Regions from separate parts of the Homo sapiens genome. Here region 1 is linked to region 2. The links are chromatin contacts, found by Hi-C or POLR2A ChIA-PET in ENCODE. All regions are on one chromosome and are shown on one strand. The core of a region is the stretch at or near the end of the contact, and the rest is flanking DNA. Distances in the headings are between cores, read along the strand shown. Region 1 overlaps CEMIP2 (cell migration inducing hyaluronidase 2). Region 2 has its middle 120 kb from the start of CEMIP2.

Region 1 (5,577 bases), core at 267-2,766, 45 kb after region 2:
AAGGTGTAAAATTATAAAGTATGCTAAAGGCTAACAAAGGAGAAATGTTCTTACCACTACACCTGTCCATGCCTGGGGAAATTATAATATTTAAATTTTACTTCTAATCACTTTTGATCTCACTGGTATTCAAAATGGCACTTTAAGGCCAGGTGTGGTGGCTTACGCCTGTAATCCAATCCCAGCACTTTGGGAGGTTGAGGTGGGTGAATCACCTGAGGTTAGGAGTTCATCCTGACCAACAAGGTGAAACTCCATCTCTACTTAGAGATACACCGGGCGTGGTGGTGCATGCCTGTGATCCCAGCTACTTGGGAGTGAGGCAGGAGAATCATTTGAACCCAGGAGGTGGAGGCTGCAGTGAGCGGAGATGGTGCCACTGCATTCCAGCCTGGGTGACAGAGTGAGACTCTGTCTCAGGAAAAAAAAAATAAATAAATAAAAAAGCCCTTTAGCTAATTGCACCAATCCAGTGAAAATAGTTCTGGAAGCATTTGAAGTAAATTTTATATGTGGAAAGACTAGATATGATTTCCTTATGTTTTTAAATCTCACTACTTAAAATTGAGGTACACTTAAGAAAAAAAATACCCAACAGTCCTCAACATATTCAGACTGCCCCCATGAAAAGTATCCCCAAAGCCTGTTGCTTAAAAAACCCACAATACTTTCCATGAAAACTAAAGCAAAGCAAGGTACTGTGGCCCATGCTTGTGATCTCAGCTACTTGGGAGGCTGAGGTAGAAGGGTCACCTGAGTCTAGGAGTTCAAGGTCAACCTGGGCAACATAGCAAGACACTGTCTTAAAAAAAAAGCCCCAAAGCAGCTGGGTGCAGTGGCTCATGCCTGTAATCCCAACACTCTGGGAGGCTGAGGAGGGTGGATCACCTGAGGTCAGGAGTTCAAGACCAGCCCCCTGGCCAACATGGTGAAACCCCATCTCTACTAAAAATAAAAAAATTAGCTGGGCATGGTGCCTAGCACCTGTAATCCCAGTTACTCGGGAGGCTGAGGCTGGAGAATCTCTTGAACCCAGAAGGCAGAGGTTGCAGTGAGCCAAGATCAAGCCACTGCACTTCAGCTTGGATGACAGAGCGAGACTCTATCTTAAAAAAAAAAAGAAAAAAAAAAACAACCAAAAACCCCTAATGCAATCCCAGATCTTAGGGAAGAGTTTTCAGATAATGAATGTAAAAAGCATTGGGGATAAATATGACTTTTCTAGAGTCCCAGGCACCCAGTGTGTAACAACAGAGTCAAACAATGTTTTCAGACTCTGGGGCATAGCCTGCCTGATATTTTTTTTTTTTTTTTTTTTTGGCAAAACGCTCTCCCCATCTCTCTCTCTCTCTCTCTCTACCCCCCATCTCTCTCTCTCTCTCTCTCTCTCTCTCTATTACCTAGTAAACTACTAGAACAGTGAGACTCAGCACCCACCTGCTTCCCTCATGCAACTCCCACCAGTTACCATGCTAACAGGCTGGGATCAGGTTCCTCATGCAGCTGACTGCATTCAGATGCTGAGCTAGCAAATTTCATGCCAATAAAATTACATCACGGGTGTATTACAAAATGCAGGACTGCTAAAGGAGGGGAACAAGCATAAACACAGACTTGAAGAAACTTTAACCTGGTGTGGTGGCTCACACCTGTAATCCCAGCACTTTGGAAGGCCAAGGCAGGAAGATCACTTGAGCCCAGGAGTTCAAGACTAGCCTGAGCAACACAGTGGGACTCCATCTCTATAAAAAATATTTTAAAACTTAACCAAGTGGGACTAAAGCATGTGCCTTTAGTCCCAGCTACGTGGGAGGATCAATTTAGCCTGGGAGGTGGAGGGTGCGGTGAGCCGAGATTGCGCCACTGCACTCTGGCCTGGGTGAAGAGGGAGACCCTGTCTCAAAAACAAACAAACAAACAAACGACAACAACAACAACAAAAACCAAGAGTCTTTGAGCTACAGTTACATAGGGATAGTCTTAATTCAGAGTTGGGAAGTAGAACTTAAGTTCCGGAGCTGGATGGTAGTGATGGTTGTACAACAATATGAATGGACTTCATGCCACTGAACTGCCCACTTGAGAATGGTTAAGATAGTAAAGTTTATGTGTACTTTATGACAATAAAAAAATTAAGAAAAAAAGTAAAATTTAATTTTCTCCACATATATGTGGATTTGTGATTATGTTGCCCACCACTAAAAAAACCAAGCCCCTAAAAAGACCACATGAGATGGCACAGGCCTTGGCTGAGTATTACCTGAAAGGCTGGATACCTGTCACCCAAAGAGTTCTTTGTATGGTGGCACCTAGGTCAACCTGATTTTGGACAGGCCACATGCTGAGACCTGGTTCTCAGTGGCTAACCTTGCTCTATGCGCAAATGCTAGTGTTGACACTGCAACTCATGTCTATACTTCCATCAAGCCACTTAGAAAAGACAACTAACACTTTGCATCTTCATTTTCCTCAACTGAAAAAATAGAGAAGAGGCAACCTTAAAATAAAAGGCCGAAGAGATGTTAAAACTTTCATTTCCCATATCTTAAACAATCTTGAAGCTTATTTTAAGTTTCAAAGAATAAGGTTAATGAATAAACACAATCTACTCAGGAAAAAAACATTTCTTAAATGTATTTAAAAACACAAATGTTTAGGAGTTATTTATACCTCTATTGTATTGCTTGCTACCAACAATAGAAAATGTGATGACAAACCAGTGACTATAGCCAGAAGTAATTCATGTCACCAAGATAGAAGATAAAAGCAAGAAGCTGTGACGGTGTACACATCTGCTTTGGTCTGAATGTCTGTGTCCTGCCAAATATTTCTATGTTGAAATCCTAATCTCCAAGGTAACAGTATTAGCAGGTAGAATCTTTGGGAAGTGATCAGGACACAACAGTGTAACCCCCATGAATGGGATCAGTGCTGTTATAAAAGAAGGCTGAGAGAGACCCCTGGACCGTTCTACCCTGTGAGGACGCAGTAAGAAGGCACCATCTATGAACCAGGCTCACCAGACACTCAATTTGCTGGTGCCTTGCCCTTGGACTTTCCAGCCTCCAGAACTGTGAGAAATAAATTTCTGTTGTTTATTTTTATTTATTTATTTATTTATTTATTTATTTATTTATTTTGGAGACAGAGTCTCACTCTGTTGCACAGGCTGGAGTGCAGTGGCGCGATCTCAGCTCACTGCAGTCTCCGCCTCCCGGGTTCAGGCCATTCTCCTGCCTCAGCCTCCCGAGTAGCTGGGACTACAGGCACCCACCCGCCTCTACGCCCAGCTAATTTTTTGTATTTTTAGTAGAGACAGCGTTTCACCATGTTAGCCAGGATGGTCTCGATCTAACCTTATGATCTGCCCACCTTGGCCTCCCAAAGTGCTGGGATCACAGGTGTGAGCCACCGCACCCAGCCAATTTCTGTTGTTTATAAGCTACCTAGTTTATGGCATTTTGTTATACCACCTAGAACAGACTAAGACAACACCAGATGGTACTTACAGAAATAACAGACGGGTCTCCACGCTGGGTTTCTGCTTTATCAGGTGACTGGAATTGCACAGGGAGGTAACTTTTATGAGGATCACTAGTAAACACCACCTAGACAGAGAAGAAGTTCCATATTTATGGCAACTCTTACCTTCCTCCAAAAGGTTCCCTCAATATAAAGTTAATTATAATTAAAGCCAGTGGTTGTATTTCTTATTCTGAACTTTTTGTACATATTTCATGACCTAGAATTCCATCTTGATATTCTTAACACAGTAAGTATATATTTGTTCCTCATTTTCTGGAGCAATCCCAGTTTCAAATAAATATTATTCTTGTTGTTCACTTCAGTTCCATAACTGATTAAATAAATGTGCTTTATATTTATATTTAAATCTTTGTAAACATTTTATGGAAAAACAGGCACAAATATTTTTTAAAGTTTTTTTCAGACCATGGTCCCTCAGTCACTCTAGGAATGAGGAAAGAAGTGTAGATAACAAGGACTACCCTGTTAAGAAACGTTTACTAACTTTGAACATGAGCAGGTCTCAACTCCTCTTTGTGACCTGCAAGGCATTCCATAAACAGAGTTGTGCCTTATAGACAGGCCCCTATTTTTCCCTGTGCTGTTACACTCAGGCAGGGCCTCACTTTCCCACAAGCACTCCACCCTCTTCCTTGCCACTCTGCCTTTGCTGATGCTGTTCCCTTCCCAGGAATGCCCTTCCCTTTTCCCTGTACTCCTCCAAATTACTCCCAGTCTCCAAAACCTGTCTCCTCCCTAAGGGCTCTCTTCTCATTCAAAAACACTTAACTCTCACACAATTTAACACTTAGAGGTACACTGTCCATATAAACCAATGTTAAAAACTTCCCTGCAAGAATAAACAATCAGCCGGGCATGGTAGTTCATGCCTGTAATCCCAGCGCTTTGGGGGGCTGAGATGGGTGGATCACCTTAGGTCCGGAGTTCAAGACCAGCCTGGTCAACATGGCGAACTCCAGCCTCTATTAAAAATACAAAAATCAGCCAGGCAGGTGGTACACATCTGTAGTTCCAGCTACTTGGGAGGCTGAGGCAGGAGAATTGCTTGAGCCTGGGCGATGAAGGTTGCAGTGAGCTGAGATCGTACCACTGCTCTCTAGCCTGGGCGACAGAGTGAGACTCCATCTCAAAAAAAACAAAAAACAAAAAATAAACAGTCAAAATGATCCCAAGTCGGAAGCTGGGTAGTTCTTTGAAGTCTCCAAGTTTGGGGTCAAAAATTCCTGTGAATTTTCCTATTTACTCCTAATATAAATGTGTTTGGTTTTGACAGTCAGAACAAAAATTAGGCCGGGCATGGTGGTTCACATCTGTAATCCCAACAATTTGGGAGGCCAAAGTGGGAGGATCGCTTGAGCCCAGGACTTTGAGACCAGCCTAGGCAACATAGTGAGACCCCGCCTCTATATTTAAGAAAAAAAAAATTACCCACAAATTTTCAAGTAAAAGCGATGTTCCCAGCGACTTCAACTACTTTGCAACTGCACAAAGTCAGTAATCAATACATTTTAAAAAAATGAATTCTGATCAATGCTTCATGCACAAAAGATAAAGAATGCTAAGTATGAGTGCATGGAATCATTTAACAACATAGGCCTAGAATATTTCCAATGTTAATTAAATTATTTTTATAAGTTATAATGTTTATTATAGATTATACAAAGTCTCTTCAGTATTGAAGGGTCTTAACAAATCCAGCTTGAGAATTAGGCTGGAAAATTTACTTCCCCACAAAGACTACCTCAAAATGTCACTTTAACAGTCAGATTATTATATCAGCCTGGCAAGGAATCATATAACTTTCATATACAGGGTTGTTTTTGTTGTTGTTGGTTTCTCTGGTTGGTTGATTTTTGATTTTACTTGTATGAGAGAGTAGAGGTGGCTCAGAAATATGAGAGACTAAGACTGATAGTAGAGTTGCCATTAAAAAAAAAAAAAATTGGCCAGTGCAGAGGCTTACACCTGTAATCCCAGTACTTTGGGAAGCTGAGACGGACAGATCACTTGAGGTCAGGAGTTAGAGACTGG
Region 2 (5,749 bases), core at 1,026-3,525:
CCTTCTTTCCTTTTTTTCCTTTCCCCCTCCTTCCTTCATTTTCCTTTTTCCTTCCTTCCTTCTTTTTTTCCTTTTTTTCTCTTTGTCTTCCTTTTTCCTTCCTTCCTGCTTCTTTCCTTCCTTATTCTCAATTTATCTAGCACCATCGCTTGGATTTTTGTTGTTGTTGTTGTTTCACACAAGTTTAAGGCTGACAGCTCTAACCAGAACTTCTCTTTACTCTGGTAGACTGCAAGTCAGGCCTCATTGGCACCCTTTGCAGTTCATCTAAGACTGTGCTGTTTTCCCCTCTGGGCAGCAGGTGAAGGAGTGAATGTTGTATTAGACCCATCTTCCTGTGGCCTGTGGTGCAAGGGAACAGGAGAACCTTCTGCTGGGGCTCTGAGCAGCCTCAATCCACAATGTGAAGACATGAGCTCTTCTATTTCTTCAGAGTTTTTGTTTATTTGTTTGTGTTTTTGAGATAGTCTTACTCTGTCACCCAGGCTGTAGTGCAGCGGCACAATCTCAGCTCACTGCAACCTCTACCTCCTGGGTTCGAGTGATTCTTGTGCCTCAACCTCCCGAGTAGCTGGGATTACAGGCACGCACCACCACACCTGGCTAATTTTTGTATTTTTAGTACAGACAAGGTTTCACCATGTTGGCCAGGCTGGTCTCGAACTGCCCTCAAGTGATCCGCCCACCTCGACCTCCCAAAGGTCTGGGTTTACAGACATGAGCCACCACACCCAGCTAATTTCTTCAGAGATTCTCTTAATATCCTGTATGACAGCATATCACCTGGCTATTGGCGCCAGTCCCCCAAAACCTTTCCCATGGGGCAAGAGTGCCCAGAGCCTTCATGTTACTGCCCAATTTCTTGGAAAGCCCTTCTTTTCTCTACTGATACCCTGCGATGATACTTAAGCATTTCTCTTAACTTTCCCTAGGCTTCCTACTCACCCCCTCAGTCTCCTTCTCCACAAACTGGGGAATTTTGACAAGAATGTTCAGGACTCTATGGACTCCCCATCTCTCCCATGCTGTCTCTGGAAGGTGGGTGTGGGTTAGATGCCATGCTAGGCCCAGCCATGGTAGAGTCTTCTGAGTCTTTCTTTAGCTACCAGGTTTCCACAGTTAGTGAAATTGGAAACTTCTCCTCATTTGACTGCAGCTGGTGAGCTTACTGTTGGTTTTGATTATATTTGTTGTTGAGAGGCAGATTTTTGTGATTCTCTTTCACACGACTAACTGGGAAGCACCAAAAATGAAATCTCTCCCTCTGCCTTCTTGTGGAGACAGATCTTAAATATGTAAATAAACAAGAAAGTTTCAAAGCATTGCAACAGAAATAAAATACAAGGAAAGCAACATCTCTTTTGGTTTGTCTTACTAGCTTTACCTTCCTTACTCCCTGGAACTATCATTTATAGGGATCTAGCCCTATAAATGACAAGTTGTTGCTTTAGTTGGATGCTGTGAAGCTCTAAATAAAACTGCTCCTAAGTGGATTGTGATGTCACACTTAATAAAAACTTTATTTTATGGGATAGTCATGGGAACAATGACAGGTTAGACACACTAATCTGTCTCCAGGTGGTGGGCAGGGGTCGGGGGGAAGGGAGTCCTCATCTCTAGCATTTACAAATTTCTGTAGTATAAATACTTATGCCATGCTGATTTCAAGCTACTAACGATTTAATAACTGGCTTGAAAACTCCTAAATATTAAAAAAAAAAAAAAAAGAAAACTCCTAAATATTTAACAGTGGGCTCTTGTAAGTCAATACAAGACAGCAAAAGCCAAGCCCTTCAGTCTGTGCCCCATTGGGGCTGCTACTCTGGGACCTAAGCTCCAGTTCTCATTTTCAGAGTGGCCTTGAACAAGTTATATAACTGTTCTTAGTCTCCATATTTTCATTTTTATAAAAGGATCAATAATATGATAGAAATGTATGATGGTTAGATCCCATAATGTTTGGTTCATAAAATCTTCCTAATTCATCAAGCACATACATGATAGAGGGGGAGAGGTCTATCATGAGCTGAGCTGTGAACTTGAGATTCTGAGGAGCTTCAGAATAAATGAAGACAGGTTCCTGCACTCACTCCCCATATAATTCATTTGTTAAACTGCATCCCCTCTCATTCCCTCCCTCTTTCTCACATGCATACATGTCCAGTTGAAGCCACCTGAATGTCCGATGTTGAAAGCTCAGTTTCCCGCTGTTGTCCTGACTTCCTTAGGGAGTTTTGATGAGTCATTCTGGCTCCGAGCCCCGCCACTTCCTCCTCCTGCAGAGGAAGCTCATTTTCAGCACTCACACCCACAAACCACACAGGAAAGCGAGAAGTGGGATTAAGTGAAAATGTTGAGCTCCTTCCATCGCCTCTGGTCCACTATTATACATGATCTTGCCAACTGTTCCTTGACTGTGTCTGCAGCTTGTCTGAGAACTGGAGTGGCCCCTGGAGCACACATCCCTGCCTGTGCATTGCCTGGAAAGTCGAGCTCTATAGCCAAGGAAAAACCTCCTGATTGGAAGGCAGAAAGCACTGGGTTTTGATCCAGCTGAACTGGATACAAAGATCTTAGTTTCTTCATCAGCAACCTAGGCATAAATAGTTAGGCATACTTCATAGTGTTATGTAAAGATTAGTTGAGATAATGCATGCAAAATGCTGAGGATAATGCCTGGTACATAGAATATCCTCATATATGTTAGCTAAAATAACAATAATAACCTTTTCTTGAGACAGGGTCTGGCTGTGTCACTCAGGCTGGAGTGCAGTGGCACTATCAGGGCTCTCTGCAGCCTTGACTTCCCAGGCTCAAGCAATCCACGCACTTCAGCCTCCCAAATAGCTGGGACCACAGGCATGCACCACCACACCTGGCTATTTTTTTTTTTCTAGTAGAGATGGGGTCTCACTATGTTACCCAGGCTGGTCTTGAACTTCTGGACTCAGTGATCCTCCCACCTCAGCCTCCCAAAGTGCTGGGAGTGCAGGCGTGAGCCACAGCTCCTGGCCAACAATTATTATCATCATTAAGTAGATCTGCCTAAGGATATCTTTCCAGTCTTTGAGAAGCTTCCCCTATGACTATTTTAAAACGTGTATCCTTTAATAAATTTCAAACTCACTATTCAGGATTTCTTTCACTGAGTTGCTATTTTTTAACTTATCCAAAAGCTCTTTCATAATCTTTTATGCCATTTTGCCGAATAGGAATTTTTCTGTATGGTTTTGCTCTAGATGTCAGTCTAGACTGTTTTGAAAACCTCATACAAGATTTGCTTGTTCTCCAGACATTTATTTATCATTTGATTGAGAAATCTTTTTATCTTTTTTCTATTATTTCCCTTTTTCTTGATTTTTGCAATGCAGATGGAAAAAGGAATCAGTGTTGGGTTGATGGCCATGGGTGCTTAGGAAAGCCTGGATTCATTTATTCATTCCACACACATTTGTTGAGTACATTTCTTATGCCTTTGTGTCAGGCACTACTCTAGGAGATAAGCCCACAGAGAACAAAAACACAGTCCCTAGCTTCAAGGACTTCTGAGACTAAGCAGAAACTACAGACAGATCAACTGGTGATAAATGTGTGGTGTGTTAAGTGCTAGATACAAGAATTCATATACCACTATGGGAACCTGTGGGTCAGAGGGAGCTAAACTGGGAAAGGAGGAGACAGGGAAGTTTTTCTGAAGTTTGCAAGTGACTTTCACGTAAAGAAAGTGGACAAAAAAAATCCCAGGCAGGGCCAGGCACAGTGGCTCACGCCTGTAATCCCAGCACTTTGGAAGGCCAAGGCAGGTGGATCACGAGGTCAGGAGACTGAGACCATCCTGGCTAACACAGTGAAACCCAGTCTCTACTGAAAATACAAAAAAATTAGCGGGGTATGGTGGTGGGCACTTGTAGTCCTAGCTACTTGGGAGGCTGAGGCAGGAGAATGGGGTGAACCCGGAAGGCGGAGCTTGCAGTGAGCCGAGATCGCACCACTGCACTCCAGCCTGGATGACAAAGCGAGACTCTGTCTCAAAAAAAAAAAAAAAAAAAAAAAAAAATTCCCAGGCAGAAGGAGCAATAAACACATAAGCACAAAAACATGAGGGAGCCTGGTCTACCAGCAGCCGCATGTGGTTGTATTTGTTGGAAATTAGGAAGAAGGTAGGGAAGTTCCAGCAGTGGGGCCTTATAAGCCAGGTCAACCTGTTTATAGAACATCCTGATATCAATAGGGAGTGATCGAAAGATTTTAATCAGGGGAATAAAGAGACCAGACTTGTGCTTTGAGAGGTCACTGCAGGAGCGATATGGAAAGACTTAAAGTGGGGAAGTCTGAAGATGGAAGGAGGTAAACACAATGGGTAGAGAACAAGGAGGTTTGAACTGAGGAGACAGCAGTGGGAATGCAGAGAAGTGGAGGGCTATGAGAGAGATGTGAAGCAGCAAACTCAATAGCTCTTGGTGACCAAATAGACATGGTAGATAAGAGAAAAAGAAGAGTCCAAGGATGACTCTTAAATTCTTGGCTTAGGTATCTAAAGACTGTGGTGCCATCCAATGAACAGGAAGCACAGGAGGAAGAATAGATTTAAGGGGTTAAATAATTATTCGTTTTAGATATCTTAGGTTGATTTGCCTGTGATACGTCCAGACCAGACCAGGTGTGGTGGCTCACGCCTATAATCCCAGCACTTTGGGAGGCAAAGACAGGAGGATTGCTTGAGCACAACAGTTCGAGATCAGCCTGGGAAACATGGCAAAACCTCGTCTTCACAAAAAATATGAAAATTAGCCAGGCATGGTGGCATGTACCTTTAGTCCCAGCTACTGGGGAGGCTGAGACTGGAGGATCACTTGAGCCCAGGGAGGTCAAGGCTGCAGTGAGCCAAGATTGCACCATTGCACTCCAGCCTGGGTGACAGCGTGAGGCCCTGTCTCAAAAAATAAAAATAAAAGTAAATGTCCAGGCCAGACAAAAGTGTTTCAAAGTGGTGCAATGTGTCTAGTTTGGAGTTTGAGAGACAGATCTTAGCAGAATACAGGTAGTAATCAAGGTCACAGACATATATAGGGAGTCAGCGGAATGAGAAGAGAATAAACAGTCAAGGAGGAAAGACTGATGCTATGGTTTCCATGTATGTGTCCCTCCAAAATTTACATGTTGGAACTTAAACCACAAGGTGAAGGTATTAAGAGGTGAGGCCACCTGGAGGTGATTAAGCCATCAGGGCTCTGCCCTCATGAGTGGGATGAGTGTCTCTATAAAAGGGCTTGAGGGAGTGAGTTCACCTCTTCTGCCCTTCTGCTTCCTCCACCATGTGAGGATACAGTTTCATCTCTTTGGCCATGTGAAGACACAGCAAGAGGCACTATCTTGGAAGCAGAGAGCAAGTGCTCACCAGACATGGACTCTGCTGACACCTTGATTTTGGACTTCCTAGCCTCCAGAACTGTTGTCTGTAAATTATCCAATACAAGGTAAATTTTGTTATAACAGCAAATAAACGAAGACAACTAGCGACCATAAATAGCAAAAAAGAAGAGAAATAAAAAGGAAAAGCCAAAGAGATAGAAAGGAAATAAGAAGAGTGGGAAACCATATTAATACTTAAGATTTGTGGCCAGGTATGGTGGCTCACTCTTGTAATCCCAGCACTTTGGGAGGCCAAAGTGGGAGGATCACTTGAGCCCAGGAATTCAAGACCAGCCTGGGCAACATAGCAAAATCCTGTCTTTATAAAAAAAAAAGA

Evidence for each region. A loop is a pair of places that touch in the nucleus more often than their neighbours do. ChIA-PET counts read pairs that join two places held with the same protein, here RNA polymerase II (POLR2A). Pooled maps may share reads with other maps.
Region 1: a map of PC-9 shows a loop between it and region 2 (2.8-fold over the local background). The contact joins two enhancer-like sites. A Hi-C loop is called at or near these places in 14 of 168 maps with a recorded cell type or tissue (CD4-positive, alpha-beta memory T cell, PC-3, PC-9 and 8 more) and 9 of 50 pooled maps. POLR2A ChIA-PET finds 5 or more read pairs at or near these places in 12 of 52 experiments (AG04450, BJ, CD4-positive, alpha-beta T cell and 8 more).

The regions. Positions count from the first base shown.
Region 1 is chr9:71,691,000-71,696,576 of GRCh38, forward strand. CEMIP2 (cell migration inducing hyaluronidase 2) reads right to left here. Exons shown (of 24, transcript NM_013390.3): 21 at 3,510-3,608. Among named protein-coding and RNA genes, the nearest start is that of CEMIP2, 75 kb to the right of the region's middle. RefSeq lists an enhancer at 1-175. Within about 2 kb of position 1,517, at least 3 of the 41 ENCODE cell types and tissues checked have a DNase peak (open chromatin) inside an H3K27ac peak, as active enhancers do.
Region 2 is chr9:71,645,101-71,650,849 of GRCh38, forward strand. No RefSeq gene overlaps it. Among named protein-coding and RNA genes, the nearest start is that of CEMIP2, 120 kb to the right of the region's middle. Within about 2 kb of position 2,276, at least 8 of the 41 ENCODE cell types and tissues checked have a DNase peak (open chromatin) inside an H3K27ac peak, as active enhancers do.